4 separate regions of the Homo sapiens genome follow, and regions 1, 2 and 4 are each linked to region 3. A link is a loop called in an ENCODE intact Hi-C map of the cell type or tissue named here. Cell type or tissue: thyroid gland. All regions are shown on one strand. Region 1 has its middle 46 kb from the start of MIR3910-2. Region 2 overlaps LINC00484 (long intergenic non-protein coding RNA 484). Region 3 has its middle 83 kb from the start of LINC02957. Region 4 overlaps ROR2 (receptor tyrosine kinase like orphan receptor 2).

Evidence for each region. Hi-C counts contacts between places; a loop is a spot of excess contacts. Peaks named below come from ENCODE experiments on the same cell type or tissue, not always from the same donor. Only the 100,000 strongest peaks of a DNase experiment are listed, where the experiment ranks them.
Region 1: a loop joins it to region 3, with 3 times the contacts of the local background. A loop is called at or near these places in 85 of 110 quality-filtered maps.
Region 2: it touches region 3 in a loop (3-fold over the local background); 16 of 110 quality-filtered maps call a loop at or near these places.
Region 4: it touches region 3 in a loop (6-fold over the local background); 71 of 110 quality-filtered maps call a loop at or near these places.

Annotation. Positions count from the first base shown.
Region 1 is chr9:91,678,210-91,686,209 of GRCh38, forward strand. No RefSeq gene overlaps it. Among named protein-coding and RNA genes, the nearest start is that of MIR3910-2, 46 kb to the left of the region's middle. In thyroid gland, a CTCF peak has its summit at 3,701 (motif pointing left); a DNase peak (open chromatin) is centred at 3,692.
Region 2 is chr9:91,182,632-91,190,631 of GRCh38, forward strand. LINC00484 (long intergenic non-protein coding RNA 484) reads left to right here. Exons shown (of 3, transcript NR_135306.1): 3 at 1-131. Among named protein-coding and RNA genes, the nearest start is that of LINC02937, 23 kb to the left of the region's middle. RefSeq lists an enhancer at 5,734-5,903. In thyroid gland, no CTCF peak of the experiment used is centred here; no DNase peak of the experiment used is centred here.
Region 3 is chr9:90,910,123-90,918,122 of GRCh38, forward strand. No RefSeq gene overlaps it. Among named protein-coding and RNA genes, the nearest start is that of LINC02957, 83 kb to the right of the region's middle. RefSeq lists a silencer at 4,888-5,037. In thyroid gland, CTCF peaks have their summits at 4,969 (motif pointing right) and 5,778; DNase peaks (open chromatin) are centred at 4,299, 4,939 and 5,779; H3K27ac peaks cover 2,532 bases.
Region 4 is chr9:91,723,911-91,731,910 of GRCh38, forward strand. It overlaps ROR2 (receptor tyrosine kinase like orphan receptor 2), which reads right to left. Exons shown (of 9, transcript NM_004560.4): 7 at 7,000-7,245; 8 at 2,631-2,833; 9 at 1-1,197. Among named protein-coding and RNA genes, the nearest start is that of MIR3910-2, 92 kb to the left of the region's middle. In thyroid gland, CTCF peaks have their summits at 3,557 and 3,762; no DNase peak of the experiment used is centred here.

The DNA.
Region 1 (8,000 bases), 770 kb after region 3:
TTCTGCAGCAACATTTTGGAAAAAGCATTTTACTTAAGTAGAGTGTTATGGGATAAACTGCATCTCCCCACAACACCCCAAAATTCATATGTTGAAGTCCTAATCTCCAATACCCCAGACTGTGACTGTATGAGGAGGGAGGGTCCGCAGAGAGGTAATTAAGCTTCAATGAGGCCATTTGGGTGGGCCCTAATCCCATATGACTGATGTCCTTATAAGAAGAAATTAGGACACAAATTGGTAAAGAGGGACTGCAATATGAAGACACGGAGAAGACAGCCATCTAGAACCCAAGGAGAGAGACCCCAGAAGAAACCAACCCTGCCAATAGCTTGATCTCAGACTTCCAGCCCCCAGGACTGTGAGAAACTAGATTTCTGCTGTTTAAGGTACTCGGCCTGTGGGCCTCTGTTACTGTGGCCCTGACATGATACTGCATGTGGTTATACCACCTAGTGATGCAGCGGCTGCAACTGTTTTAATGGATTTAAGTTACAAACAAAGACAAGACAAAGCAAAAATATAAAGCAAGTCATTTGGGTAACCTAAGATAAGACAGACCTGAGACATGACAGTGGCATTTTCCTGGATGTTTTCACAGAGAATATATTCTCCATACCCCACCTGATTCATCCTGACACAGGTGTGGCCGTGTCATTCTTGTGCTTCAACCCCTTTGATGACTCTTCCCTTGGCTGAGGGTAAATTATGTCCACCTCCTGGCTCTGGTTCTCATCAAGGCCTTCTCAGTCTCCCTGCCTCTTTCCCCAGGCTACCCTTTCTGGGTACTGCATTCCAGACATACTCATTTTCTTTCAGGTCTTCCAATGCCTTTCCTGCTTGCACCGAGGAGGAACCTTTGCCTGGGACAGCCCCAGTCCTGCAGCAGGCACTTCCCACTTTCTGTCTAGATAACTTCTGCTCCTTTTCAGGAAACGTGGTTCTAACTCCAGACTACTGGTCTACCTCCTGTGCTTCCCTAGACCCCAAAAAGTTTCTTGGTCCAGGTGTTGCCCAGCACCTGTGTGCAGATTCCCAGGATTCTCCACGCACCTGAATAGAATGTAGGGCTGAGAGAAGAAAGGGAGGGACTCCGTCAACACCACTGCAATATTTGTGCAATAAGGATGTTGTTCCTCAAAAAACCTCTGTCTAGGGAAGGCACTCTGTGTCACTAAATTTCCCCCTCTCTGTGCTCGTTTGATTGACTGTCCTCCTGTGAGGCTGGAAGCTCCAGAAGATACCGTCCCTGCATTTGATTGCTGTATCCTCAGCATCTCGCACAGTTGCCTGACTCATTATTAATTTCACACCTACAAAATATTTGACAAACAGCAAAACAATAGCCTATAAGTCTCTGTTTGCTTCCAGAAAAGCAAAGGAATAAAAGGTTTTAAACACTCTACTCTCTTTTTACTGTCCCACTCTTGAATTTTAATAAGTAAGTAATTTCTTCTCATACCCTAATAAGCATGCAGGAAGGATCTCTTGAGGCATAGGAGTAGAATGAAATGAGGTCGATTGATCCTTCGGGCTACCTTATGAAACTCATCTCCAATTTTAATCCACCCACACAGACTGAGCACTTTCTTTTCTTTTCTTCTTTTTTTTTTTTTTTTTTTTTTTTTTTTGTAGACGGAGTCTCGCTCTGTCGCCAGGCTAGAGTGCAGTGGCACAATCTTGACTCACTGCAACCTCCACCTCCCAGGTTCAAGCAATTCTCCTGCTTCAGCCTCCCAAGTAGCTCGGACTACAGGCACACACCACCACACCCAGCTAATTTTTTTGTATTTTTAGTAAGACAGGGTTTCATCATGTTAGCCAGGATGGTCTCGATCTCTTGACCTTGTGATCTGCCCGCCTCAGCCTCCCAAAGTGCTGGGATTACAGGCATGTGCCACCGTGCCCGGCCAGACTGAGCACTTTCTAAGTCTGAACTGAATCCTGGTAACACAGTCCTTACCTTCAGCATGCTGGATAAATGCGTGCTGGTTTCTGCGTCGTCGTGTGTTAACATCTGGATAGGCTCTGGGAGAAGGGAATGGTAAGCCACCGGTTCTAGAGAAGTGGTTGGAAGTCTGTTAGAGGCAGAATCTTCCAGATTCAAAGCTTCCTGGGTGAGTCATTCAGCAAAAAATGTTTTAAAGTTACCTCAACCATATCAGTTAGACTATTTAAGTGAGTCGATTATAAATAATCTGTGGTCTCATATAAAAGTGATTAAAAATCTTATCAGCCCCAGATACTAAAGGACGATTTCATGCTCCCAGGCCTTTAATTTCATACCTAACATGCCAATCGTAGAGTTCTGCCTCAATATGTATTTTTTCATCATGCAAATGAAAGTTTGTGATTTTACTACAACAAAAATTAGTGTAATTCTTTTCATAGTGTTTGTCTCATTCAATATATTGTATTATGACCCCCGTTAGCTTCCAGTAAGCATATGGATTTAATGAAAAGGGGACTCCAGCTCTTGGTAAATTTCTAAATTTACTAGAACTGACTAGTTTTGGTTATTTGATGCCAAAAGAGGGCGTGTCAGACATTAGCCTTCCTGGCAGCCAAACGGCAGTGAACTGGAAGCACTGGGAAAGGCAGGCCGGCGCCCTCAGCCTTGCAGGAAATGTCTGTCTTTGGTGCCCCACCAGCCCCCTTGCCATGGAGCCCTACAGAAACCAGACTTAAAATCTGTTCACGCTGGCCTCGACGTAAAATACAACACCTCACATTTCACACCTTGTTGGCCTATCATGTTTAGTTGGATCCCGTTTCGACTAATATTTTTCCACAGTTGGCTCTTTAAGATGGCATAGAAATTATTTACAACATCAAAGACCTCTGTGACACCATTTCCCCCACCTTCCCCCCGACACCCACTCAACATATCACGTGGCCCCCTCCAAGGCACCAGCACTCACTGGGAGGCTGCGGATGGGCCGCCCCCACTGCTTGCCGCCCCACCCCACCCCAGCAGGAGGGGACCTGGCCGGGGCTGGGGACTGGGGACGTCTGTGCCACGGCCACAGCACGCAGTTCCTTGGGTCACACCCTGCAAAACGAGATGCCAGCATGTCGCCATGGCTTTGCTGGTCCTTCTTGTTGACGATAAAAAGGAACAAGCACTAACTGCTGAAGAAACGCAGGGGATCTCTGCTCTCTTCGCTCCTTTAGTGCCCGAGGTGGAGATGGGCTAGCCTCGGACTCTGGCGGGAGCAGCCTCACGCCATTCCCTTTCTTTAGAATAGTTTTATTCCAGTTCAATTCTTTAGAATAGTTTTTCTAGGCCATTTCCTCTTTTCGAAGGGTCTAATAACCGTGCCTCCTTCATAAGGATATTGTGAGATTACCGAGATGACATGAGTCCTTTAGAGGCTCAGAGGAGGCTTCCGCACACGCGCTCCTTCCCCGGCGCCCGGCTCTCCAGGCACGAGCAGGATCCCTAGAAGCCCCCCAGCTTTTCCCACTTCCCTCCCGGGGGCTGGCACAGAGGCCCCGAATCGCGGTTAGAAATTAAGCATGCGCAAGCACTTCTCTTCACACGAAATAATTCACAGATGAAGAAGCGCCCATAATGGGGCCACCCATCTGTATTAATTGTGAGAAAATACGCTCTCCCACCAGCCAAGGGCGCCGGGAGTCAACACAGGCGCTGCCAAGGCGCAGAGGAGCGGGCGCTGCCAGGACTCGAGCGCCATCTACAGCCCGCGGAGGCGCCGCACGGACCCCACAGGCAGGAAACAGCCTCGGGCAGCCGGGCTGCCAAACTGCACTCCCTCGAGAGAGATCAGTGTAGACGGAGAATTTCAGTCCTTTTGCTAAATTTATATATAATTTTATTTACCAAAATAAAATTTTATTTATAAATGTATAGTACAAATATATGTATTTATACAGAAATATATGCTGTATATATTGCGTGCATGTATATGTGTGTATATATATATTTATGTGTGTGTGTGTTCTTAAATATACTTAAATAGACAAGTGTTTTAAATAGAATCGGTCCGATCTCCAGTGCTGCCACTGAATCTCCGTTTGATCTCTGATGATCGCTAAACTCTGGGAACCCGAGGTCTCCACTTGTCCGCGGAGACTGGTCCCACTTATCCAGCACGGCTGTTGTAGTGATTGAGAGAGATAATGTACATAAAACGCTTACCCCAGAGTCTGAGACAGAGAATTATAACACTATTAAGAATGTGATGACAACCATTTGTTCATGTACCTAGTTATTTAACCAATATCTCTTGAACCTGCTGTGTACCCAGCCCTCGCTGGTTATTGGGGGATACAGCAGTGACCTGGAAAGACAAGGACCCTTCCCTGCTGGAGCTGCAAGCTCAAGTCATCTGACTTTGAGAACAAATAAAACAGGCAGGGGAAAGTAGGAACTAGCGCATGTTTTAGAACCGCGGGTGAGCATTCAACTACAAGTTAATGTAATAGGCCCTGGGAAAGAGTTAATATAAACATTATCTATTTCTTATCTGGATAAAACAAACCCGGTGGAATTGGTTGGAACATTCCAACCATCGTATGCATTAGCCAGGAAAATGACTTTCAGAAATCATCTGTAAGTCAATGTATTAGTTTTCTATTGCTACATAACAATTACTTCAAACATTATTGCTGCTTCAAACAACACGCATGTATCATCTCTCAGGTTCTGGGGGTCGGAGTACAGGCATTGCTCAACCAGGCCTCTGCTCTGGGTCTCTCAGGCTGAAATCATGATGTCCCCAGGGCTTGGTTGTGAAAGCTCCCTGGGGTGGTGTGTTAGACAAAGTTTGTGTCATTGCGTGTCTGGGACTGACTCATGGCAACTTGCTTTTTCAAAGCCAGCCAGGGAGAGAGGGACCAGAGTGAGTGAGCTGGCAACAGAGTCTAATCTAACATACCCTCACCACCGGAGTGACAGCCCATCACCTTTGCCGTATTGTGTCTGCCTAAGCAAGCCACAGGTCTCACGCACAGTCAAGGCAGGGGTCACACAAAGGTGTGAACATCCGGATGTGGGGACCCTGGAGGAGGTCACCTAAGGTTCTGCCCACCACAGACACTGTCACAACTAATTCCCAAAACATATAAAATAGAAAAAGGAAAAAATATAGTGATTATTTCTCAAGTACATCTTATTTCACAAAATAGAGCTAATCCAAGATGTGCCCTGCACCTCACCACAATGATTCCCCCATGTAAATTCTGAAGACTGGGTTCATTACCCAACAATTCAGAATTTTTGCAATGCTAAATTTCATGATGGGTTGCCTGGTCAAGAAAAGCTAGGGCGTTCCAAAAGAAAAATAAACAACAGAATGCATGATGAACTCTCTTAGGACTTGCAGAACCATGTCTCACATATGAAGAGTAATCTCATTTTGTAGATAAATGGAAACTACCTATCAATCAAATATTTACTGACTGGTTTCCTAGGAGGGTGACCCTCAAGTATCCCAGTTCCTCCCCATTATCAGAAGTGAGAGAAAACAGCACTGGTCATGTGGCCTTACAAGCAATTCAGAGGCACAACAAAAAGATGGCATTCTTCTGCATACAGCTCTACTGCCCAGATGATAAGGTTAGTAGATTAGGACTCATTTATTGCGATATAAGAATGTAATTTCTCAACCTGACTTAATGTATCTGCAAACATGACAGCATAAAGAATAAAATATTAAAAATAGAATATATTTGTTTTAAAGAAGCATTTGTGGGTTTTTTTGTGGTTTTTGGTGGTTTTTTGTTTGTTTGTTTGTTTGTTTGTTTTGAGACAGGGTCTCACTCTGCCACCTGGGCTGGAATGCAGTGGCGTGATCTCAGCTCACTGCAACCTCCGCCTCCCAGGTTCAAGTGATTCTCCTGCCTCAACCTCCTGAGTAGCTGGGATTACAGGCGTGTGTCACCACGCCAGGCTAATTTTTGTATGTTTAGTAGACACAGGGTTTCACCATGTTGGCCAGGCTGGTCTCCAACCCCTGGCTTCAAGTGATCCACCTGTCTTGGCCTCCCAAAGTGGTGGGACTACAGGCATGAGCCACCGCGCCCAGCCAAGAAGCATTTGTTTTTAAAATGTGTTTAGAAGAATCAACGAGTGGAGAAAACAGTCTGCAAATAGACTTCTTCCTGTGTTATGCATACTGTGACGGTGTGTCACGGAAGTGCGTTACACTCATAGAGAAACATCAACTTTTAATAAATGGTGCTGGACAATTGCCTATCCTGCAGAAAAATAGGTACGTTTTATTTTCCTACCTCATATCACACACTAAAATAATATATTCTAGATTAAATACCTAAATGTGAAAAGCAAACTTTAAATTTTTTGTAAGAAAATATTGTCTGGTATTTATGAGACATCTGGATGTGGAAAGAATTGTTGAATAAGACACAAGTCATCATGTAAAATCTGGTTAACTCCATTATGTTAAATGTAAAAGATTTCGTGGGCGAGGTATGGTGGCTCATGCCTGTAATCCCAGCACTTTGGGAGGCTGAGGTGGGCAGATCACGAGGTCAGGAGATGGAGACCATCCTGGCTAACATGGTGAAACCCCTTCTCTACTAAAAATACAAAAAATTAGCCAGGTGTGGTGGTACGTGCCTGTAGTCCCAGCTACTCAGGAGGCTGAGGCAGGAGAATCGCTTGAACCTGGGAGGCGGAGGTTGCAGTGAGCCGAGATCGCACCACTGCACTCCAGCCTGAGTGACAGAGAAAAGAAAAAAAGATTTTGTGAGACAGATATTATAAAGAAAGATAAAATTTGAGCAATATACTAGAAAAGATATTTTCAATTCATCTAGCCAGCTAATGATTAGTATCCAGAAGATGTAAAGAGTTCATGTGGGACAATAAGAAAATGACAAACTACTCAGCAGAAATGGCCAGAAAACATGAAGACTCAATTGATGGGAAAACACCCAAATGACCAGAAACTGTGAAAAGGTGTTTGACCTCTCCAGTAATCAGGAAAAAAAAAATGAACACCAAATTAAAAATGTCCATTTAAAAATCTAAATGAGGTGCCATTTCATACATATCCAGTCAGCAAAAGTAGCAGAACAAAAGGACAATACCAGTCACAACAGTTAATATTAGCCGTCAGCTTGACTGGATTAAGAATATCTAGAAGCCTAGTGGCACATTGTTTTTGGGTGTGTCTGTGTGTCTGTGAGGGTGTTTCCAGAGGAGGTTAGAGTGTGTCTCTGTGTGGACTAGGTGGGCAAACTCTGCCTTCAGTGTGGAAGGTACACCGTGCAATCTGCCGGGGCCTCAGAAAGAAGAAAAACAGAGAAAGGGGTCATGTGTCCACCTAGCTGCTGGCATCGGGACACACTCCTCCTCTCCTGTCCTTGGACAACAACTCCAGGATCCCCAGCCTTTGGACTCCAGGACTTAACAGTAATGGCCCCCTGGGTTCCGAGGCTTTTGGCCTCGGATTGAGAGTTACACCCCCGGCTTCCCTCATTCTTAGGCCTCGGGACTTGGGCTGAGCCACGCTACCAGGATCCCAGGGTCTTGACCTTGCAGACAGCCTGTGGTGGGACTTCTTAGCCTCCATAATCACGTGAGCCAATTTCCTGAATAAACCCCCCTCTCATCTGTCTATCTATCTATCTATCTATCTATCTATCTATCTATCTATCTATCTATCTATATTCCGTTGGTTCTGTCTCTCTGGAGAGCCTTGACTAATACACCAGTGTTACAGAATTTATTTCACTTGATGCTGAAATAGTACAGTAAAGAACTTCTGGGGCCAAGTGCGGTGGCTCACGCCTGTAATCCCAGCACTTTGGGAGGCCAAGGCAGGTGGATCACAAGGTCAGAAGGTCGAGACCAGCCTGGCCAATATAGTGAAACCCCATCTCTACTAAAAATACAAAAATTAGCCAGGTGTGGTGGCAGGCACCTGTAGTCCCAGCTACTCAGGAGGCTGAGGCAGGAGAATCACTTGAACCTGGGAGGCGGAGGTTGCAGTGAGCAGAGATCACACCAC
Region 2 (8,000 bases), 270 kb after region 3:
CAGCGCACCTGAGATCCTGATGAAATCCTGGGAGCCTGGAGCTGTCAAACATGGTTTTAAAAAATAAAGGGAATACACCCAGCCCACACCCTGACTTTACAACCTTTAATTAATTAGAGGAAAGAAAGAGAGATTTGTCTGGTTTCATGACTTCAACTTTCCACCTGGAATATGAAGCTCCTGCTCTTCCCACCTCCTTTTCTTCTCTCTCTCTCTCTCAGGTTTTTAAATTTCTATTTCCAGTTCTGCCACCAAAAATAGATTGCAAATATATTCTGCATAATTCCGAGGCTACACTATAAATGTTGGAGTGCTACTACTTGTATAATAGTCACAAATGAACGCACGAGTGGGCACAGACCGCCACTCTGCCTCCCTCCTGCTCCTGCACCAGCCAATAGTGTCTGAAGTCAGACCCATCCCATCTTCCTGTCCAGCTGTTTAGTCTCAAATTGTACATTTATTTCATTAATAGATCAGTCTAAGATGTTCATCTCATGTAACAAAGGGGCATCTTTTTTTCTTGGGAGCCTGGCTGGTTTGTTGGTGGAAAGGCAGGGCTCAGGGGCCGTCGATGTTTAACTTAAGCCTCCTGTACTTTCACATTCTGGGACCCAGCACCTTCTTGTCTATAGTTAGCTTTTTGAAAAGTGCTATTTGATTACAATTTAAGGCTGGGCGCCGTGGCTCACGCCTGTAATCCCAGCACTTTGGGAGGCCAAGGCAGGCGGATCACCTGAGGTAGGGAATTCGAGACCAACCTGACCAATATGGAGAAACCCCCATCTCTACTAAAAGTACAAAATTAACCGGGCATAGTGGTGCATGCCTGTGATTCCAGCTACTTGGGAGGCTGAGGCACAAGAATCGCTTGAACTCGGGAGGCGGAGATTGCGGTGAGCCGAGATCACACCATTGCACTCCAGCCTGGGCAACAAGAGCAAAACTCCGTCTCAGAAAAAAAAAAAAATTAAACACACTTTCATTCACTGAATCAACAACTCTTACCAGTCATGGTCAATAGCTGTATCATGACAATAACTTAACTTGGGGAGTTTAAAAAATACCCACACCTGGATCCTACCCCAGGACTGGTTGAAGTCACCTGGGTGGGGCTCTGGCCGGGCGATTTTCAGGTGATTGTAATATGCAATCAGGGTTGAGTCCTTCTGCACATGGAGTTCCTTGAGCAAACCTCCTGACCCTCGAAACTGCCTCTGACAGGCTGTTTCCTCCACCCCTGCACCATGAGTATTATCTAATGACTTAATGACTAAAGGGGCATAACAATGCAAACAGCTATGGTGTACAGGATATTTACTAATGCCAGACACATCCACACAACAACTCATTTAATCCCTATTCTGGTCTGTGAGGCCGAGACTCTCCTTCCTTTCCTCTTTGGCCAATAGAATGTGAACTTCTGGGCCTTTCAAGTCCAATTCTTCAGATGCTTTGAGCTCTATGTTCTCCCGATTAGAGCCTGACCACCATGCTGCAAGGAAGCCAAGCTAGATCCATGGACAAGCCAAGGCCATCTGGAGGAGGCCCTGGAGGATGGAGGCCAGCTTGGATGTCCCAGCCAGTTCAAGCTCCCAGCTGAATGCAGCCATAGGATCAGCCACAGCCCACACCAAGTAGGGTGGAAGAGTTGCCCAGCTAAGCCCTGTCCAAATTCCCATCCACAGAATTACGAGAAAGAAAAAGCTGTGGGCTGGGTGCGGTGGCTCATGCCCGTAATCCCAGCACTTTGGGAGGCCAAGATGGGTGAATCACCTGAGGTCAGGAGTTCGAGACCAGCCTGGCCAACATGGCAAAACCCCATCTCTACCAAAAATACAAAAATTAGCTGGGCATGGTGGTGTGCGCCTGTAGTCCCAGCTACTCGGGAGGCTGAGGCAGGAGAATCGCTTGAACCCAGGAGGTGGGGATGCAGCGAGCCCAGATCGCACCACTGCACCCCAGCCTGGGTAAGACTCCATCTCAAAAAAAAAAAAAAGAAAAGGTTGTATTGCTTGACACATGATATTTGGGGATGTTGTGTTACACAGCAGTAACTGAAATGCCATAAGGTTCCTCTGTTTCCCCTGTGCCTATAGGTGCTCTGCTGACCCCGGGCACCCAGAGAAACAGACACACATTTCCCTAACGGAGTGTTTCCAGGGGCTTCCACTCTGATAACAACAGCACACTCACATCACCAATGAGGTGCTCCTGGTGATACCCCAGAGAGCTCGGGATGAGGGCATGAAGATGGCAGTTGAGGGACAACTTCCAGAGGGGCCGGCTGCTTATCTTCAAGACTAAATTACAGAAAACAAATCCTACCTCTTAATAGGACATTGAAGCTCAAAAACAATTCTGTTCAACTCAAACTCAGTAGAAAGAGAAAAATCCAGAGATATTTAGATAATCCAGAATGTTAGAGATACCATTTCAAAAGTTCCTCAACAAAAAGCAAACCCCAAAAAACGATTCACAAAGCCACTTTAAAAACACAAACACTGGCCGAGTGTGGTGGCTCACACCTGTAATCCCAGCATTTTGGGAGGCCGAGGTGGGCGGATCACAAGGTCAGGAGTTCAAGACCAGTCTGGCCAACATAGTGAAACTCCATCTCTACTAAAAATACAAAAAATTAGCCAGGTGTGGTGGTGTGCACCTGTAATCCCAGCTACTTCAGAGGCTGAGGCAGGAGAATCGCGTGAACCCGGGAGGCAAAGGTTACAGTGAGCCAAGATTGCGCCACTCTAGCCCGGGCGACAGTGCAAGACTTTGTCTCAAAAAAAAAAAAAAAATCACCTGCTCTCTTCACTGCTACACAGAGCAGCCTTGGTTATATGCAAGCCCCTGTGCCTGACGAGTGGCTGGTTCCTCAGTCTCAGGAGTCCTCACACTTGCCAAAGCCCACAGCTCCCTAGCTCTTCTGCCAGACATCATAGATGCCCTAGAAGCCACTTTGCTTATTACCTGCATCATGCAAGTGCTGAAGGTTCAGGTCACAGATGCCGGCAAAAGCCTTCTACCAAGAACAAAGTGATGGCCCAGAGATGAGGCCCCTCAGGCCCCTCACAGAGCAAACACAGGTTTGGGCTTCTCCACAACTGAGAGAAATGGCCACATGCCCAGCAAGCCAGATAGAAAAAGCCTTCCTGCTTCTTTGCCTAAAGCCCTCATCTGGTCCAGCAACTTCATTTTATGTATGTATGTATGTATGTATGTATGTATGTATGTATGTACGTATTTATTGAGACAGAGTCTTACTCTGTCACCCAGGCTGGAGCGCAGTGGCGTGATCTCAGCTCACTGCAACCTCCACCTGCCAGGTTCATGCCATTCTTCTGCCTCAGCCTCCCAAGTAGCTGGGACTACAGGTGCATGCCACAATGCCCGGCTAATTTTTTGTATTTTAGTGGAGACGGGGTTTCACCGTGTACCCTAGGCTGGTCGCGAACTCCTGAGCTCAGGCAATCCACCAGCCTCGGCCTCCCAAAGTCCTGGGATTTCAGGCGTGAGCCACCGAAGGCCAACTTCATATTTATTAATAGTTGTTTAATGTTTGCAAAGCCCAGAGTATCTCCAAGAAAAGTCATTTCTTCCCTGTAGAGAGATGGCTTTCTATTATTAAGAGTTGGAAATGAGTTTAGGAGCAGTCTTGCAACCCTGCTCCCGGGGAAATCAAACATTTGGGAATAGTGTTCTGCTAATGAAGTGAGAAATGGGAGGACATGGCTTTGGCTGCAAAGATGACCCGGGCACACTGTCAATGTCCCAGCTCCCACAGAGGCACTCGGTAGAGCCAAACTCTGAGCTTCATTTCATGAAGCCCTTTAGATGACAAGCCCTTCGGCTGCCTCCAGTGATGTGTCCACGAGGGAGGCAGCAGTATCTGCTCCAGGTGAGCAGCCTGAAGACCAGGCACGGGCCCGGGGGAGAAGCCAGGTGGCCCTCAATGCTGGGTGTGCTGTTTTCTGCCTGCCCTGAGCCCAGACCCATTTTCTGTCCTGCCACCATAAGCTGATCACCTGGAGTCCCGTGCCCTCTGGCTCCAGCCAGGTCACTGAGGGGATCAGCAGAAGACTTGGGGTAGCAGGGGAGTTCTCAGAAGGAATAACAGCTTCCTACTTACTCATGGGCACTGGGAGCCACCCAGGTTCTCCATTGGGGACAAAGAATTTCTTCCCCAGGGTGGGGAGGTTGTTGGCCTCCACTGAGAGAGGCAACTGTCCCATGACTCAGCCCTTCCTGGGGGCCCTTTGCCTCCAGCGACTAGTTCATGTGGACCTAAAGCCCCTTGACCAAGCTCAGGAACCCTCTGCAGGGCCATCCAGCTTGGTGTTCCCTGTGGGGTCAGCTAAGGCCACTGTTGTGACTGCACCTCAGCTTCCTCTCCTGCTCCCCACCCTGCCAGGAGGATGTGAGGCAGTTCCCATGCACTGCAGCCATGAGTCATTCTATTACCACCTTTTTAAATTTTTAACAAAGAAATCAAAATCCAGAGAGGCAAGAGACTAAGTTATCAACTGGCAAATGGGAGAGGCAGGTTGAATTCCCACCTGCCCGACTGCACAGTCCATGTTATATGGTGCTTATTTGATTGTAAAGAGATTATGTGCTCTTCTTAGCTGTCAACTGGGGAATAGAGTTGTAGATATTTGAGGTAAAGTTCATTTCTAAAAGTTAGAGGAGTCAGAAAATAGTTGTAAAATCTTCCTTTCAATGGATTAGAAATGCATGTCGTCTCTCACTAGGTGAAATGGGAGGGATAAAAAGTGAACACAGCCTCTCGGGGGGGCTGGAGAGATGGAGTCCCTAGGAAGGTGCAGGAAGGGAGGAATGAAGCCCCCGGGGGAGGTGCAGGGCACTGAGCTTTCCAGATCTTCCAAACTCAGGTCGTCCTCCAGGAAAGATGGGCGCTGACGAAACCTTCCGCCCCAAACCTTACAAAGTACATATCCACAGAAGAGCAACAACAGAAAAATAAAATGCCAGCTGCACTCACAGTGAGAAAGAGGATCAGCCCCACACCATAAAGTTAGAGACAGCTGGTGAGAAGATCCCAGGGCTCCTCCCTGAAGGCCACGCACCTCAGGGAGGTGGACACACCCTGCCCACCAGGAACAGAGGCCACGTAGGGAGAGACTCCAACTCCCACTGAGAGTGGAAGGCCCCTTCTCCCCAGGGGCAGAACAACCGTCAGGACCCCCGCTTGACTGTCTTTGGTGGCAAGCATGGCTGGAGTTGGCCACCCTGAGCTCATTATGTTGAGCACAGAGAAATTTACCACAGGGGAAAGAAAGCAATGCCAGAACCCTGGGCAGCCCAGGAAGAAGGCCACACTAAGCGTCTTGTGTTAAGGGTCCCTTCTCCCACAGATGAGCCATTTCTGGGCTAAAATCCATATAGTTTTGTCCTTTCCCTCCCTAAGCTGTGAAGGAAGTGGGAGCAGTAGACAAAGCTGGGCATCCACCCAGGGCTGGGCAGGTCTGGGGCAGAGGCCTGCATCTCACGCTGAGACAGCATGACTGGACAACCTCAACCCAGTCTGGAATATGGTTGGGCTTAAGGAATCCCAGAAAGGGTCCTCAGCAGCATGACCATATTAGTTTTCTACTGCAACAGTCTTAGTGGCTTCAAATGAACAATTCTTCACAGAACTGTTGTGGGGAGAGGGCTCAATTATCCCTAGACTTCTTACCAGCAATATTTAATGCCAGGAGAAAAGATCCTCAGGATCATCAGAGAGGAAAAAATCGTGCCCAAGAATCTGACACCCAGGTAAGTCATTAATTACTCTAGTCAAAGGCAATAGACACGTATTTTCAAAATTGCCAGGATTCAAGAAATACAGAACATTTTAGGAAAACAAAAGTAAAATAAAATTGCCTAATTAATCAAGAACATAGAAATGGAAAAGCTATGATATGAAGTGAATGAGATTGGATTAATGTAAATTTAGAACACTGAGAATTATGGGAATTACGGTTACAGAAATGAAGGGGAATGTTAATGCTGAAATGAAAATTGATACAAAATGACAAGAGCTTTCTGGCTTTCCTAGCTCTTCTTGTCTAATTAAAATGAATACATGTATATTGTTGTGGTAAGCAGAACACTGGCCCCCAAATATATCCATGCTTGTATTAGTCTGTTTTGCTTGCTATAAAGAAATACCTGAGGCTGGGTAATTTATAAAGAAAACAGGGTTATTTGGCTCATAGTTCTGCAGGCTGTACCGGAAGCATGGCACCAGCATCTGCTCAACTTCTGGTGAGGCCTCAGGAAGCTTACAATCATGGTGGAAGGCAAAGGGGAGGCGGGTGTGTCATATGGCAAGAGAGAGAACAAGAGAGAGAGCAGGGATGTCCCAGACTCTTTCAAACAACTCCATCTCACCTGAACTAACAGAGCGAGAACTCACTTCTTACTGTGGGGAGGGCACCAAGTCCCTTGAGAGGAGTCTGCCCCCATGACCCAAACACCTCCCACGAGGCCCTACCTCCAACCTTGGGAATCACATTTCAACATGGATGTGGAGGGGACACACATCAGCACCATAGCAATGCCCTAATCCCTGGACCCTGTGAATGTTAGGTTGCGTGGCACGGGGGAGTCAAGGTGGCCGATGGAATTCTGGTTGCTAATCAGCTGACCCTGAAGTGGGGAGAGAATCCTGGATCACCCAGGTGTGTTCAGTGTAACCACAGGGTCCTCAGCTGTGGATGAGGAGGCAGGGGTGTCTGGTGTGGTGTGGGAAGAACTCGACCTCCTGCTGCTACTTTGAGCTGGAGGTGAGGACCACGAGACAGGGTGGCCGAAGGCAGCCAGAGAGATGAGGGGAGAATTCTCCTACAGCCTCTGCAAGGAACACAGCCCTGCCAACACCGTCACATTCATCAGTGAGAACCACTTACTTCTAAACTACAGAACTCTCAATGATACATGCATCTGTGTTGTTTGAAATCACTAAGTTTGTAGTAATTTGTTACAGCAGCAATAGAAAATGAATACAATTGTAGAAAAATTAGAATAGGTGCATGTACTATATTTATTACATGAAAATATGATTATATTGTGCTTACTGAACTGTAACCTGCTTTTTCAATATAACAGCACATAGTAAACTTTTTCCTATGATAATTATATGGACACCCCTACAACATGATTCTCAATTGCTGCATAGAGTGCATGAACTTTAATGCATTTATCCCATCTTTCCCATTGACGAAGGCTTCCCCTAACTCCAAGATTAACATTCTCTGTGTACATACTGGGTTATGGCAAATTCCTAGAATTTAAATTGTTTTGTCAAAACCTAGATACTTTCTTGTAATGTATGGCGCTTGACATATAGCAGAATTGACACATAACCCTTCCTGCATAGGACCAGGGGCTGCAGCCTGGGATCCTCCCTGACGCACCATCATTATCATCCCCATTCATTTCTTTGTACGGATCTCAGCATGATTGTATCTTCTGAGGCAGGTTCTTTTCCCACGCCTCTCTCCATTGCCAGGCACTTTCTCTCCAGAACCACATCACTGAGGCAGGTAGCAGTCCCCAGTCCCAGCACAGGTGGTAAGCTCTCTGGACCACAGCAAGCAGCCCAAGGATCAGCCTGCCCCGTCCATGCCAAGACAGTCATTATTTTAAGAGTTCAAAGACCATCAAAGCTTCATTGGCCTGTTCCATTTAATTTGTGAAGCATTATGTCCCTTTTTCCCCCTTTTTTCTTTTTTGAGACAAGGTCTCGCTGTGTCACCCAGACTGGAAGGCAATGGTGCCATCATATCTCACTGAAGTCTCAACCTCCTGGGTTCAAATGATCCTCCCGCCTCAACCTCCCAAGTAGCTAGGACTGCAGGCATGAGCCACCATGCCCAGTCACTGTGTATGTGCTTTTTATTCCTTTTAAAAATTTCATTTTCTCTAAAGATGATGCATTTAGGAACTGGACTTATTGATGGCATCTTTTAAAATTATTTTGAAATATTCAAAAA
Region 3 (8,000 bases):
ATGGTCTCAGCTCTGGAGGCTGGAAGTCTGAGATCAAAGTGTTGGCAGGATTGATTCCTTCCGAGGCCTCTCTTCTTGACTTGCAAAGGCCTTTCTCCTGTGTCCTCCTGCAGTCCTACTCCTGTATGACCTTATCTTAGCAAATTACATCAGCAAAGTTCACATTCTGAGGTTCTGGGAGTTGGGACTGTAACATATGTTTTTGGCAGGGAGTTGGGGGCAGACATAATTCATCTCATATCACTGTGCGGATGGACCCTGTCCTTCTGTGCACTGCTTCATCTCAAGTGCCTGTGAATGGCATACCCCCAGTGGACCCAGATTAAGGCCTCACTCCTAGCTCAGAGAGGATTCTAGGTGACTGAGTGTGGTTGGTTCCCTCAGAGCTGGACCCTGGGGCTGTGCAGCAAGTTGGTGAAGATGCCTTCTGAAGACCTAGGGGGAGCAGGAATGAGGCTGGGGCCTTCCAGGGGACTGGCTTCATTGGTCTTGGCCTTGGGTGGCCCCTGCACATCAGGAGGAGGGGATGCACAGGCCCGCCCACCCTGAGTCATTCTGGGTAAAGTGGTGTTGAATCGTGTGCCCTGGAAAGATGTTGAAGTCCTAACCCCAGTATCTGTGGATGTGGCCTTATTTGGAAATAGGGTCTTTGCAGACCTATAACTTATCTTAGATCAAGTTAAAACAAGGCCATAAGGTGGTCTCTAATTTAGTAGGACTCTGTGTCCTTAGAAGATGGGGAAACCTGCATAGGCATACACACTGGGAGACATGAAGACACGATCTGCAGGCCAAGAAGAGAGGCCTCAGAAGAAACTCCCAACTTCCAAACTGTGAGACAATCAACTTCTGTAGCTTAAGCCGCCCAGTCCCCACCACCAGAAAGTGAATCCAGGTATTGACAGGAAGCCCCAGGTCGGCTGCCCCACCATGCTAGCCATGCCCCCACCTCCCCGGGCCCCTGAGGTAAGTGCACAGGGAGACTCCGGAAAGGGGGCGAAGGACTCCAGGGCTCACAGTTCACACCTCCCTGTACCTGACAATTATTGGAATCTTATTGAAAAGCAGATTCTGCCTCAGTGGGTCATAATGAGTCAGCCAGGTTGGAGGGGGTCCCTCGAGAAACTCCTACCAGCCTGTCCACTGAGGTGGAGCCTCAGGAAGTTCATGATGTTTGCAGCTGGGAGGAGCCTGGCCCTTCCTCTTCGTGTGCAGAACCTGAGATTTGAATGGCAGCAGGAAGCCCTCTAGCAGGGACTCTGGCCTCGCAAGAGTCCTCATTTCCCCCTTTTCTTCTTTTTTATCCAGTAAAACCCTGCTTTACTCACCCTCTCCAACTGCCTGCAAGCCTAAATTTTCATGGCCGTGGGACAGACAAGGACCCAGTCTTTAGCTGAACTAAGGAAAGGTCCTGCAACAGTGGAGGCTGGGGGGCTGCATTTCTCTCAGCTCTTGGGTGATGTAGATGGGGCCCTACCTGACTACAGGCACTGGGCACTCACCTGTGAAAGTCCATGAGGCTGGCTCCTGGTTCTGGGCTGTGGCCTGGCAGCTGTCTAAAGCCCCTGGGCAAGTCAAATGAGCAGCTGGTTTGAGACCCAGGGCCTTCAGGAGGGAGACACTTCCAGGGGTTCAGGTGGTAAGCACTCCAGTTCTGTGGGGCCTGCACCTCCTCCAGTCTGGGGCCATTTGTAAGAATAGACAAATGTGAATATACCACCACTCAGGAAGCTGCAGGAGAGAGGTTGCGGCTCAACGGCCTGTGGCCAAAATGCCTCACTTATTCTCAAATATATAGAGCCCCACCTCCAGCAGAAGCACCCCTGTCAACCCTGGCCTCTGGCAGGAGGTCCAGCCTATGACGTGATGCTGCAAGTTGGTTTAACATCTCACCAGAAGAAGTCTGACCAGAGCCTGAAGCTGAGGGGAGCCCAGCGTGGCACCACGTCTCCCGCTCCAGCGCCGTCCCTCTGGCCACCAGCCCAGGTCACAAGCACCAAATATATATTCATGTGATCATACATCCTAGGAAGAGGCAGAAGAGGGCCCCCAGCCTGAGTGCTTTTAGCTGTACAATAACCCTCCCATAGCCATGAGGCAGGGCCACTGGGAGGAGCACTCAGGACTGAGCCGAAAACGTTCCTGGGTTCTCCCAGAGCCTGAGGGGGGGTCTGCTCATTAGGGCCCTGAATTCTTCTGGTGAGATGTTAAACCACCTTGTAGCATTACGTCATAGGCTGGACCTCCTGCCAGAGGCCGGGGTTGATGGGGGTGCTTCTGCTGGAGATGGGGCTGTGCAGGTGTGTACAGCTGTGCACATCTTGGGCCACCTGGGGCAACTCTGCTGGATCACATTAGCTCCAGAGCCCCTGTGAGGGTATCCAAAGCTTCTGTTCACTTCTGCTGTGGCAGGCATGGACGCCAGGGGCTGTCCTGGATGAACCCCTGATCTCCACTGCCTCCCAGAGCCAGCTTCCCAGGACCAGCTGCCACAAGCTGCTTCCAGCTCTGTGGGGGGAGCTGGACGCTCACCCATTTTGTGCTGTGTGCTGTGCGTTGCAGTTGGGCGTTGACTGTTGCTGGGTTAGAGGGCACATATCCTCACTGAAAATGATAGCAGCTGCCTAACTGTCCCCAGGACACCGCCATCAGTCCACAAGAGCACCCAGCCCCATGCCCTCCTGCTCTCTCCACCACTTGGGGTCCGCTGAGGCCCAAGAGAGGAGAAGAAACAACTGTCTGCCACTACAGACACCCAAGCCTGCAGGGTCAGAGTCACACACAGGTAGGAGGGGAGGGCAGTGCAGCCCCTGGCTCTGTGTACAGCGGTGTGGAAGTGGGGGGTGTTGGGAGAGGACCCAGCCAGAACTCACTGTCCCGACACCTCAGTCCTGGTAGTAGCAGCTCAGCAGAGCCACCTTAGCAATGGAGCTCAGGAGGGCATGATCTCAGAGCCAGGGGCCTGGGCCACCCGCCCTGCCACTCTCTCCTGGGTGACCCCAGCTGCCTGGTCCCTGCCTGCAGGGCGTGGGGAGCATCACCCACGTGTGTAGCCAAGACTTGCTCATCTCTGGCCTGTCGAGATGACCAGGTCACTGCAAGGCAGGTGGGAGAATTCCAGGTGCAAACATTGTACTCGAAGTGTCCTATCCCTCTGCCATTGTTTACCTCTGCCTAGTGGTGTTGGGGCTGAGAAACACTGGCCTGTGAGGATGTCTGAATTCAGAGACTCTGATTCAGCCAATCTCAGCCATGGCTAATTAGCATCAATAAATGTGTCTTATTGTGGGTCTTTCCTGACGACTTTCAAACCAGCCAGTCTGGCAGGACACCATGCCACTTCCCTCCAGAGCAGACCAAGCCCCTGTTTTCTCCCCCAGCCCCAACTTCAAGCCTGCATGGGCCCCAGGGTGCCCATCGTCAGCCAGAGAATCAGGATCTTCCGAGTCACCTGACTTTCATCTCTTAGCAGCTGTATAACATCCTAGATGTCCCCTCATAACCACTCTCCTCGGTGGCTGGGACAGGTGCCCAGAAGTCACCTGGATGGGGGTGGGGGATCTCTCTTAGAAGCCAGATTCCTCCCCCTCCATGCTCGGGAACTGCCCCACCCCATGCAGACTCCATGGGCTTTTCAGGGACAGGACCCATGAAGCTGCCCACATGGAGGCATGGAGCTGTGCTGGGACCCGGGGAGGCCAGGAGGGCAATGCTGGGCTCTGAGACTGCCCTGCTGTCTGCTGAAAAACCTGGTGGTCCCTGTGAAAACAACACCCGACGCCCAACGTGAGACCGTTCCTGGGGAATGGGCAGGTGAAAGGCACAGGTGGGTGTTTCCCAAAGTCCCTGCTCAAAAAACAGTGACAGAATGAGGGTCATATCTGCCCAGGGCCATGTCCCAACCAGCTTCCGCTCCCTGGGGGTCAGACCTGTCTGTGTAGGTTTGTCCAGACAGACTGGTAGAAAGATCAGGCCAGGTCCAGCTGGCATGTTCTGGCTCTGTCCTCTAACCCTGCAAGGCCAGGGTACCCCAAGGTGGGCAGCTATAATCCCAGAGCTGCCCCCACCACACAAGCCCCATGGACGGAGCTGCATCGCTAAGTCCCACTCCACCCATGTTGCCTGGTGCCGTGGGGAGGAGCAAAGGAGATGCTGTCCCTGAAGTCTGACCAGAGCCTGAAGCTGAGGGAAGCCCGGCGTGGCACCACGTCTCCCGCTCCAGTGCCGTCCCTCTGGCCACCAGCCCAGGTCACAGGCATCCAGCAACAACTGCAGCATGGACTCTGGGTCTGTTGGATGTGGGCATGGCTGCTGGCTCACTGCTAAGTCAGGGAAGCACCACGTGGCCCACGCTGTGGGCCCCTCCAAAGCCACTGTGTTCCAGCCCAGTGCCCAGCCCCAAGTACCGTGTTATAATGAGCGGCGACTGACGTGACCCAAGGCAGCCTCCCATCCAGAGCTCCTGGGCCCAGGATGTGAATCTCAATCCCTGATGAGTGCTTATTCCTGAAGCCCCAAGGTAAGACAAGGGACCCTGAGCTCTGGGGTTTCACCGTGTAGACCCCCCAGGGCTGGGGTTTACATAAAGAATGGCCATCCTCAGGGTAGTTCCTCAAGTAAGCAGTAGTGGCAAATACTGCCCACTGCTGCTGCACTCTCTCTCACTTCGGGGGGTTAATTTCCTTGGTTTGGGAATTAAATTGGCTTGCCAATTTTAAAAGGCAAACATTACCAGAAGGACAGAGGGAAGGAAAAAGAAGGGAAAGGACAAGAAGTGGGGGTTGGCCATGGAGCCATGTCCCTGACATGGGGTGGGAAGGCCTGGCCAGAGTGCTGCTCTCCAGGGCAGGAAGGAGGCAGCTTGCAGGGTGCCTCTCCGCACGGGGACGGCCCACTTGGGGCAGACAACTGAGAGTTGGACTGCACAGCAGCTCAGGGCTACTTCTCAAGTGCCCACTAGATGGCAGCCAACACCTGGGCATGAGCTGGTCCCAGCCATCCACCTGGCAGGAAAGGGACAGGCTACCTACCTCCTAGGTTATGCCTATTTTTATGAAAGTGGAAGAGACACCAACTGCATGCACAATTGGAATCGCGTTTCAACAGGTACAGAAATAATGTATTAAGTGATTTATATTCAAAATAAGTGACTGGCAAATGACTGCTCTATTCAGAGAACCCATATCTAATCTTTGAGATCACAGTGTTGTCCAGCAGAGGGGATTGGAATGAGTTTCTCTAACTCCACTTGCTAAAGGTCAGCTTGGTGTGGACTTGTTCTGTTAGTTTGACATTGAAATGCAGTCATTTTGGAGTCTTTGGTCTCCGAAGGTGGGATGTAGCGTGCTTTAGCTAGAAGGGAGCCTTCGCCCAGGCCTGCTAGCCTCCAGCCTGGAGTCCTTGGGCTGTTGGGAACTGAAGGACTCGTCACACTTTTCCCGGAGGCATTCCGGATGACAGGAGTGCTCAGGTTCCCCACCTGGAGCTTGCTAGTCCAGGCTTTGATTAAGGGAGATGTGAAAACAAAGTAATGAATTTATGTACTGCTGAATCAATATGGTGTGGAGGGACCCTACCTTACAGAATGTAGGGTCCAAAGAGGTGACAAAAGAATCTCAGATCTAATCCAGCCTCTGCTTTCCAGGTGAGGACAGTTAATTTTCAAAAATCTGCAATGGACTGAGAGCAGGGATCCCGTCACCACCTGCTCTGAGCTCCACTGTAGTCCCGGCCTAGCCTTCTAGCACCTTCCCAGGGGGGGCGCCATCGGCAGTCTTGAGTAGATCCCACTTCAGGGCTGGCTCACAGCTTTTCTTGATTTCCAGACGTGAAGCAAAGCCAAAGGTGAGCCACTTTCTTGACACATCCAAAAGAAATTTTGAGGAATGTCAAAAGGAGTGACTGGCGGTCCTTCCTGGGTGGTAAGAAGCTATGTATTTCTTTTTTTTCTTTTTCTTTTTTTTTTTTTTTTGAGACTGGGTCTCACTCTGTTGCCCAGGCTAGAGTGCAGTAGTGCGATCTAAGCTCACTGCAACCTCCGCCTCCTGGGTTCAAGCAATTCTCCTGCTCAGTCTCCTGAATAGCTAGGATTACAGGTGCATGCCATCACATCCAACTAATTTTTTATATTTTTGGTAGAGACGGGGTTTCATCACATTGGCCAGGCTGGTCTTGAAATCCTGACCTCGTGATCCGCCCCCGCTCGGCCTCCCAAAGTGCTGGGATTACAGAGAAGCTATGTATTCCTACGCATGTATTCTCACTGCCTTTCAGCTAACTGACAAGGCGGCCTATGGACAGCACCAAACAGAGGTAAGGGACTTACCTGGGCACATTACTGTGAAGCCAAACATGTTGCTCAATATGTCAAATAACCAGCTCCCCATAGTTCTTCTGGGAAGTTCCCATCCATGCCCAGGGAGATGACTCTGGGACATAAACTATACACTCTGAATCAGCCTCCAATCGATGGTGTTGTTTGTCCCATAGCCACGACTCACTGGTCCGGGAATCAGGCAGTGGAAATGGGAGATACACCACTCACCATCACCCCTAGTGAGCCACTGGCAACATTTTTGCTTCCTGTTCCCACAACTTTATGCCCTGCTAGCCTAAATGTCTTAGCTCCAGAGGGAAGAATGCTTCCACCAGGAGATGCAACAATGATTCCATAATTTCTACAACTTCCACAACTTCCAACTGGAAATGAAGACTGTCATCCAGCCATTGTGGGCTCTTCGTGTCTCTGAGTCAACAGGCCAAGAAGAGAATGATATTGCTGGCTGGGGTGATTGATCTTGACTATCAAAGGGAAATTGGATTGCTGCTCCACAATGGAAGTAAGGAAGAGTATGTCTAGAACATAGGAAATTCCTTAGGGCGTCTCTTAGTATTACTATGCCTTGTGATTAAGCTCAATGGAAAATTCAGGAATGAAGGTTTGGGTCACTGCACCAGGTAAAAACTCATAACCACCTGAGGGGCTTGCTGAAGGCAAAGGGAATACAGAATGCGTCGGTGGAATAAAGTGGTTATAGATACTTACTGTGGCCATGTGACCAGTTACAGAAACCAGGACTGTAACTGTTATGAGTACTTTCTCCCTGTTTTGTTAAGAATACATTTGTGTGTATGCAAAGTAAGCAAATATCTTTTTTTCTTTCCTCTCTTATTCCCTTATCCTGTAACACACAATACATTGACTTTATATGAATACTTAAGTATTGTCAATCTTACATTATAGTATTTAAATTATGAGATATCAAGGAGAAGAGTAAACATCACCGAAGGCCCTTGCCTTCTCTTGTGGGGAAGGGATTAGTGAGTTTTGGGTTGTATGCAAGATAGGCAGATAGCATGACATTGGTATTGTCTTTATTTGAAGATTAGCATAGTTTAAGAAGATGCCTTTTGGTGTTAAGTTGACAAGAAGTGGACTTATGATGGTTAATTTTATGTGTCAACTTGCCTGGGCTAAGGAATGCCCAGATAGCTGGTAAAACGTTGTTTCTGTGTGTGTCTGTTAGGGCATTTTGTGAAGAGATGAGCATTTCCATCAGTAGACTAAGAAGATCCACTCTCACCAATGTGGGTAGGCACCATCCAATCTGCTGAGGGCCTGGATAGAGCCAAAGGGCAGAAGAAGGGCAAATCCGCTCTCTCTGCTTGAGCTGATATATCCATCTTCTGCCCTCGGACACTGGTGCTTCTGGTTCTAGAGCCTTTGGATTCTAACTGGGACTCACACCATCAGCTCGTCCGGTTATCAGGCCTTTGGACTAAGACTGAGTTACACCACCAGCCTTCCTGGGTCTCCAACCTGCAGATGGCAGATCATGGGACTTCTCCACCTCCATAAACATATGAGCCAATTCCTATAATGTCTCACATATCTATATATGTCCTATTGGTTCTGATTCTAGAGCAGAAGACACACAACCTTCTAGATCTGTAGGGCTCCTTATGAATCATGAGATCCCCAGAACAGCTGCAAAATTAAA
Region 4 (8,000 bases), 810 kb after region 3:
TGAGCTGGGCTTGGGGACCATCTGAGGAGGCACCTGCTGCGGGGCCATCTGCATTGGGATCTGCACCGGGTAGAAGTTGGGCAGGTAGGCCCCATAGGCCGGCACCGGCTGGTAGCCGTTGACGGGGACGTAGAGCTGCGGCGGGGGCACCATGGGTCTGATCTGGCCCTTCATGGGGATGAACTGGGGCTGTGGGAAGGGCGGGGCCTTCTGCTTGGGCCCCACGTAGCGGGCGTTGCTCACATTGCTCACTGGGCTGGTGCTCAGGGAGCTGGTCTGCGTGGTGTTGCTGGCCCCCGAGGTCTGCGCCGAGCTGTTGTAGTTGGAAAGGTTGCCCCAGGCTCGGAGCCGGCTGTGGATGTCCTTGAAGCGGGGCCGCCGGCTGGGGAACTCGTTCCAGCACTCGATCATGAGGGCATACACCCAGGCGGGACAGTCATCGGGGCAAGGCAGCACCTGCCGGTTCCGGATCATCTCCACCACATCCTGGTTGGAGTACCCGCAGTAGGGCTGCAGGCCGTAGCTGAAGACCTCCCACAGGACCACACCGTAGGACCAGATGTCTGAGTCGATGGAGAACTTGCCGTACATGATGGCCTCTGGGGCCATCCAGCGGATAGGCAGCAGCGAGTTCCCCAGCAGCTTGTAGTAATCGGCGGCATACACCTCTCGGAAGAGGCCCAAGTCTGAGATCTTCACGTTCAGCTTGTCGTACACTAGCACATTGCGGGTGGCCAGGTCCTTGTGAACCACGTGGTGGCTGGATAGGTACTCCATCCCCGCCGCGATCTGTGCCACAAGGTGCACGAAGTCGGGGGGCTCCAGGGCGGACTTCACCGTGCGGTCATCATCGGTGCTGCCCACGTCCGAGTGCGGCGAGCGCATGACCAGGAATTCGTGGAGGTCGCCGTGCGAACAGTAGCTGAAGATCATGCTCAGGGGCTGGTCCTTGGTCACCACGCCCAGCAGGCAGACGACGTTGGGGTGTTGCAGCCGTGCTCGCAGCATAGCCTCATGCCGGAACTCCTCCCGCAGGGGCCCCTCCGCTTTGTCCTTCAGCGTTTTGATGGCCACAGCCTGGGTCTGCTCCCCCGGGGCAGGGCCGAACAGGTGACCTTTGTAGACTTTCCCAAACCGGTCCTCTCCCAGCTCCTCCATGAACCTCACCGCAGACAGGCTGATCTCTTTGAGTTTGGCCTGTCAAGAAGAAAAGCCCCACGTGAAACATCACTGTCACCGCAGCCCTGGAGGAAGCTGCAGAGCAGCCGGGAGGAGTGGAGTCCCTGTGCGGCCACGACTAGGGGGGCCTTGCAGAAGACCCGCTGGTTTTGCCCACCCAGCCTTGGCCTGCCCACCCACAGCTCTCTAGTTAACCTTAAATACGGCTCTGATGCCAAGGTTGCTTCCCATCTGCAATCTTCCACAGATCCCAACCAGGCTACAAATAAGGTCCCTCCAAAATCCAGCTGGGACACACTGACTTCCTTCCCACTTGTGCATGTGTGGACACACACACACACCCTACAGCCAGGCCCAGGCACCAGCTGCCCTGGGGCTGCCCCGGACATACCCTGCCAGGTTCCCTCCAACCCCCATGTGTGCCGACACATCACGTGAGATGTGATGTCTTTTTCTCATGGACCCCACAGAGGCTTTCCCACGACATTTTTGTCTTGGCAATTTTGTCACTTATAAGAGTCCAAGCCAGTTGTTCTACAGAGGTTCCCTCAATGGGCCTGTCCATGGGCCTCTTGACTAGGGTCTCTGTTAAACATGTTCCTGGAAAGAGTACCCCACAGGTGATAGGAGCCCTGAGAACCCTGCATCTCTCTCGGCCTCTATGACACCAGCTCCTCCCGTGTGGCCAGCCCTCATCCTCCCCAGAGGTTCCTGGGCCTCCGTGCAAGCCCCGGGGCTCTGTGCCCTCCTCGCTGGCCAGCCCCTGCCCATAGCAAACTCTCACCGACTCTGGGACTGAAGAGCCAAGTGCATCAGCTCCCTCCTGGCCACCTTGAAGAGCCCCTGCAAAGCTGGCTGAGAATGATGTTACCTACGGCTTGCAATGAGTGTAAATGCCCTTTTACAACACAACCTGGAGAGGCTGCAGCACATGTTCTCATCTGTTGTATTTCAGTGCCCCACCCCCATCTAAGGCTGCTCTGGGATGAGGGGTGGCCTTTTAGTGGTAGCCTGTCCACCTACTCCCATTTAAGAGCTATTCTCCTATCCTTCCCTGTAAACAAAACAAAGCAAAACCAACCCAACCCAAAAGTGTCAAGAAAAATTATGGGGAGCATTGGAGCCCTGTTGTTCTTGTGTGTCTTCTGGGCAGAGCTGAGGCACCTGGACAGTGAGGACACTCGCTGGGGCCCACAGGGGCAGCATGGTCCAGGCAGAAGGAGGCCCATGGACTCTGGGGCAGTGAATTCCCAACACGCCTGCCATTTATTTTCTAAAGCACACATGTCCTGATCTAGTTTACAGAAAAAAAAAATGGCAAAATGAAGCGGAGTTTAAAATAATTATGTGCTATGTATCAAGTAAATTAAGACATTTAATGTTGGGGGAAACAACCCCTGAGGATTAAACCTGGAAGAGCCACCCGGGTAGAAAATGTAAGGCATGGAGACCTGTTTGTGCTGGTTAATGAGGGGCATTTCCATGTCTTGGCTGGGCGAGGCCATCAGCTGTCGCCGCTGCGGTGTGGACGCAGATGCCTTCTGCTTATTCCGGCACATGCAAACCAAGAAGAAAAGGCAAGCGATGACCAGTGGAATTGCGATGCTGGGGACCAAGATGTACAGAATCCCCATCTTGCTGCTGTCTCGGGGACCTGTGAACAATAAGGCTTTCGTGATTTTTCAGAAAACATCCCTTTTCTACTCTAAGTTCTCTACCAACCCACTCTCCACCTCCAGCCAAAATCTTCACGTGCACGTGTGTCATCACCTAAGTTACACAATGGGGTAAAAGGGCACACCACACCTTAAAAAACATGATGCACCAAAAAATGCACACCCGGCTGCATCCTGGGGAAACAAAACCCAAAACTGCCCAACCTGGAAACAAGCGGGAATATGCAGTATAAAAAGTAAATGAATTCTAATGATCTTAATAACGACCACATCCGCTTTCTGTTCCTGATGTTTGAATACCATCGGAGATAGGTGCTCTGCCCAATTTCACTTTTATCAAGGTCTCCCCAGCTACTGACAAGTTCATGAAATTCACTGGAGACCCTTGTCCAAGGTGAGTGAAACTTGGTACTGGGATTAGACACGATCCTTTTCCTCATTCAACATTTTAATGTTTTCTTCACATTTTTATCTAATGATGACAGATTCTTTTAGGGTAATAATTAAACATGCACTAGATTTAAAAGAGCACCAGTAGTCCATGCTCTTGACCCAATACAATATGCAACAGGGGCACAAGAATTCTTGGAAAGCACTGGGTACCAAGATTCAAGGCCACCAGCTACCTTCCCTGCATTTTTTTTTTTTTTAAATCACAGGGAAAAGTAACTCTTTGTCTCCCTCTACAGGATTTACAGAAAGGTACAGGGGGCACACCAGGCAGGCTGAGGTGACCTCAGATTCTGAGCAGGACTCCAGGCAGGGCTGGCTCCTCCCAGGCTGCGTGGCCCCAAGCACCCCACACGTCAAAGCAATTGAATGTAAGACAAAGTGGTGCCGTTTCAGGACGCTGACCCTAAGCCTGGTGGAAGGTGAGTTCTCTAGAGAGCCACTTTCCCACATCCCCAGAAAACCACGGTGTTCTGTTTTCTCCTTAACCTTGCAAATAACTATATCAGACTTAGAGGGCCCCATGGCCAGGGGGCAAAGCGCTTCTCATCTGGAAGCAAACAAGTGATTTCTGGTCAGTGTGAGGCCTAAAAGAGCTAACTCGGTTCTAAAAGTGAACATGCTACTGCCACCTTAGGAAAAAAGCACCTTGTCCCAAAACCCAGCCTTGCCCCACCCCTGCTCCCCCAAATAAGAAGAAATCAAGTAAAACCACAAACAAAACTTTCTTCTGGCCCCACCTAGCAGCTTCCCCTCTGAAAGGGTTCTGAGGCAGGTGTTCCAGAAATCTTCGGGGCACTGGGGATGCCGATTCATTCTTTTTTACTAGGGTTTGGTTCATTTTTCATTATTAAGGTTAGCAGGAGAGTCCAGGCCACTCTCACGCCAAGACCAGAGGTGTGAGCTCACACTGACACCATCACCTGCTTTTATTATCTACTTAACATTACCAACATGACTCATGCTTACTGGGAAAAACTGTAGTATTACAGAAATGTGGCCTTTCAAAAGATAGTATTTCTAACAGTCCTCTTTCCCAAAGGCTATAAATGGTTAAGTTTCGTGTTCTCCTAACTTTATGTATATTTTAGGTTGAACCACATGGAACAACCGATATTCAACTATTCTGACATATAGACACAGTAGTTTTATATGGTTTTCTTAATTCGAATGTTGAATGAACTTTATTTTATTTATTTTTGAGACAGAGTGTTTGTTTATTTATTTATTTTTGAGATGGAGTCTCGCTCTATCTCCTAGGCTGGAGGGCAGTGGTGGGATCTCAGTTCACTGCAACCTCTGCCCCCTGGGTTCAAGTGATTCTCCTGCCTTAGCCTCCCGACTAGCTGGGATTACAGGCGCCCGCCACCATGCCTGGCTAATTTTTATATGTTTAGTAGAGACAGGGTTTTGCACTGTTGGCCAGCCTGGTCTTGAACTCCTGACCTCAGGTGATCCGCCTGCCTTGGCCTCCCAAAGTGCTGGGATTACAGGCGTGAGCCACCACACCCGGCCTAAATGAACTTGATTTTAAATAGAATCGTGTCATCCATATTTTCCTGCTCCTGTTTTTTTGGCAGAATAAAATCTCTTGGACAGCAGCTCATGTTGGAGCAGATAGATATGTGTGTTCTCCCACAGCTGCATGCCACTCCACAGCACAGGCGTCTCCAACTGCCCCATCCAGCCCTACTGATAAACAGTCTGTTTTATGTTTAGCTCTCACAAGTGATTCTGCAATAAATATCCTTCCATTTATGCCCTGTAAGTACAAACCTGCGATACAAGATTCTAAGAATTGACTGGTCCAAAATCATACATTTTTTTCATGCTTTGATTTATTTTTAATTACAAAAGTAATTCCTACTCACTGTAAAAAAAAAAAAAAAAGTCTTGTATTTGAACACTTTTGTAGGTCTGGGGAAATCACTGCTAAAAGTTTGATATCCATCTTTCCAAAACCTCGTAAAAGTCAGGAGCCTGTGTGTGCTCACACACAAACTCCCACTCATTTTCCTTTTGCCAGAAACAAAACAATAAGCAAAAAAGCACCTCTAACACAGTTCTGTCCTACAACCTGCTTTTGTTCCTTACAGGGCACAGGGCCATCCTTCATTGCAGGACAGCTTTAAGGTCTGGAGTGCTCCAGAGTGCCTAGACCGCAATTTGAATGACTGATAATTTCATTCTTAAAATTTGTTCTCCCATAATGAACACATTCTTGAAGATTTGTGTCTGATCTGCTGAGCCAGAGGCAATGCCAAATCTGGAGCTGCTGAATCACACATCAGGAAGGTCATTAGTGCCAGTGTTTATTTCCTGCACTTCGGAGTAGAGACACGCGGGCCTGCACCCCAGGAGGAGATCTCCAGGTGCATGGTGAGCCCAGCCTCGCTTCACCGGCTGCTCTCTCTTTATCCGCGGGTGCCCACTCATTCACCAATTGCTGCTTCCAGCTCCCAGCCCAGCCTTGGTTACCCTGCTGCCTGGACTGGTGAACCGGGCATGACTAAGACAGAGGTGAGAACTGTCGAAGCTGTCAACCATCAGCCACGTGAGCTTCCATATTCATGACATTACAGACACACTTGCAAGGAATGAGGACAAGCAATGAATTCTATTTTCGCCTCACTCCACCAAACCTAAGTGTAAAATCTGAGAAGCAGTGAAAAGCTCAAAAGCTGGTGGGTGGAAGGGAAATATTTTTACGAATATTAGGAACTACTGAGCAATAATGGTGTTTTTTGTTTTTTGTTTTTGAGAAAAGGTCTTGTTTTGTTGCCTAGACTGGAGCGTAGTGGCACCATGATGGCTCACTGCAGCCTTGAACTACTGGGCTCAAGCAATCCTCCCACCTCCACCACCCAAGTAGGTGTGCCACCACGCCTGGACAATTTTTGTATTTTTTGTAGAGACGGGTTTTTGCCATGTTGCTCAGACTGGTTTCAAGCTCCTGGGTTCAAGAGATCCACCCGTCTTGGCCTCCCAAAGTACTGGGATTACAGGTTGTGAGCCACCGCACTGGGAGATAATGTTAATGGAGAAACAAAATGTCAAAGTGAATATCCCAGGACCATCCATACATGGGAAAAGGGCTGATGGAAGGGGGTGGGCCAAAACGCAAACAAGTCACTACTGGGTGGTAACATTAGGGGTGATCTGACATTACTCTTCAGACTTTTCTATATTTTAAAATGTCTTGTAATGGTCAGATGTTACTTTCATAACAACCAATAACTTGCGTTATTTATTTATTTATTTTTGAGACAGGGTCTCACTCTGCTGTCCATGCTGGAGTGCAGTGTCACAATCTTGGCTCACTGCAACCTCCGCTTCCCAGGCTCAAGTGATTCTCCTGCCTCAGTCTCTTGAGTAGCTGGGATTACAGGCATGTGCCACCGCACCTGGCTAATTTTTGTATTTTTATGGGGTTTCACCATGTTGACCAGGCTGGTCTTGAACTCCTGACCTCAAGTGATCTGCCCACCTCGGCCTCCCAAAGTGCTGGGATTATAGGCATCAGCCACTACGCGTGGCCCAACAGCTTTATTTAAAATGGTCACTGTGGTAAGATCAGGGGTCTCTGGTCGCCACCGTACAGAGGCACACCCCAACCCAGGTCAGGACAGAACGCCCTCATCACAAGGTTCACTCAACAATCAACACATTAAAAAAAGAGAGAGAGAATACATACTACACGAGGGTACGTCACACAGTTCCATGCGTACGTTTTTATTCTGCGTAAAGCACCAGGGGCCCTCCATCTGGCCTCCGGGGTTCCGGCAGTAGGCGTGCCCCCCTCCAAGCTCAGGGAAGTCTGTGCTGGACAGGTGGTGGCTGTGGGGGTGCTGCAGGGCCCACGGCTGGCACTGGTGGCCTGACTTGGTGGTGCTTGCCGTTCCTCTGTAATCCATGCCTGAGCCGTTATAGCACTGATGGTCTGAACAAGGAAAACACGTTAGGAAAACCTCCGGGGTACAACAAAACCATTCTGCCTACACATGCCCAAACTAGAATTTCCAAAAGATCCAAGGATTTTACATAACTTACCAGAAAAGAGGCATTAAAAGTAATGGCTTAATGAAGTCCCAAGCCCACAAATTAAATGCAGGGCACATCAGGGATAGGCATGGGGAAGGAAACTTGTCTAAAGTTATTCCACAGCCCCAGAACCATCTCTTGGGACCCACGAGGCACCTGCACACCACCACCCCACCAGAATGGGGATGTCTCCCCAGCCTCAGGATCAACTTGCTCTAGGAAGAAAGCCAACTGTGCAAGCAAGAAGGGCCTGGCCCCTCCATCTCAGGACACCCTGCTCAGCCATGGGTGAGAACAGTGCAGGCCACGCCACCTCCATGGAGGAACCCTGGGGTTGGGGTGTGCATTTGGTGAACATTTCTGTAGTGTTTACCATGTGTGGGGCGCTGCTCTAAACCCTCCTGGCTGGGGCACCGTGGCTAACAAGGCGGGTGGATCACTTGAGGTCAGGAGTTCAAGACCAGCCTGGCCAACATGGTGAAACTCCGTCCCTGCTAAAAATACAAAAATTAGCCAGATGTGGTAACGCACGCCTGTAGTCCCAGCTACTCAGGAGGCTGAGGCAGGGGAATCGCTCGAACCTGAGAGGTGGAGGTTGCAGTGAGCCAAGATTATGCCACTGCACTCCAGCCTCAGTGACAGAGTGAGACTCTG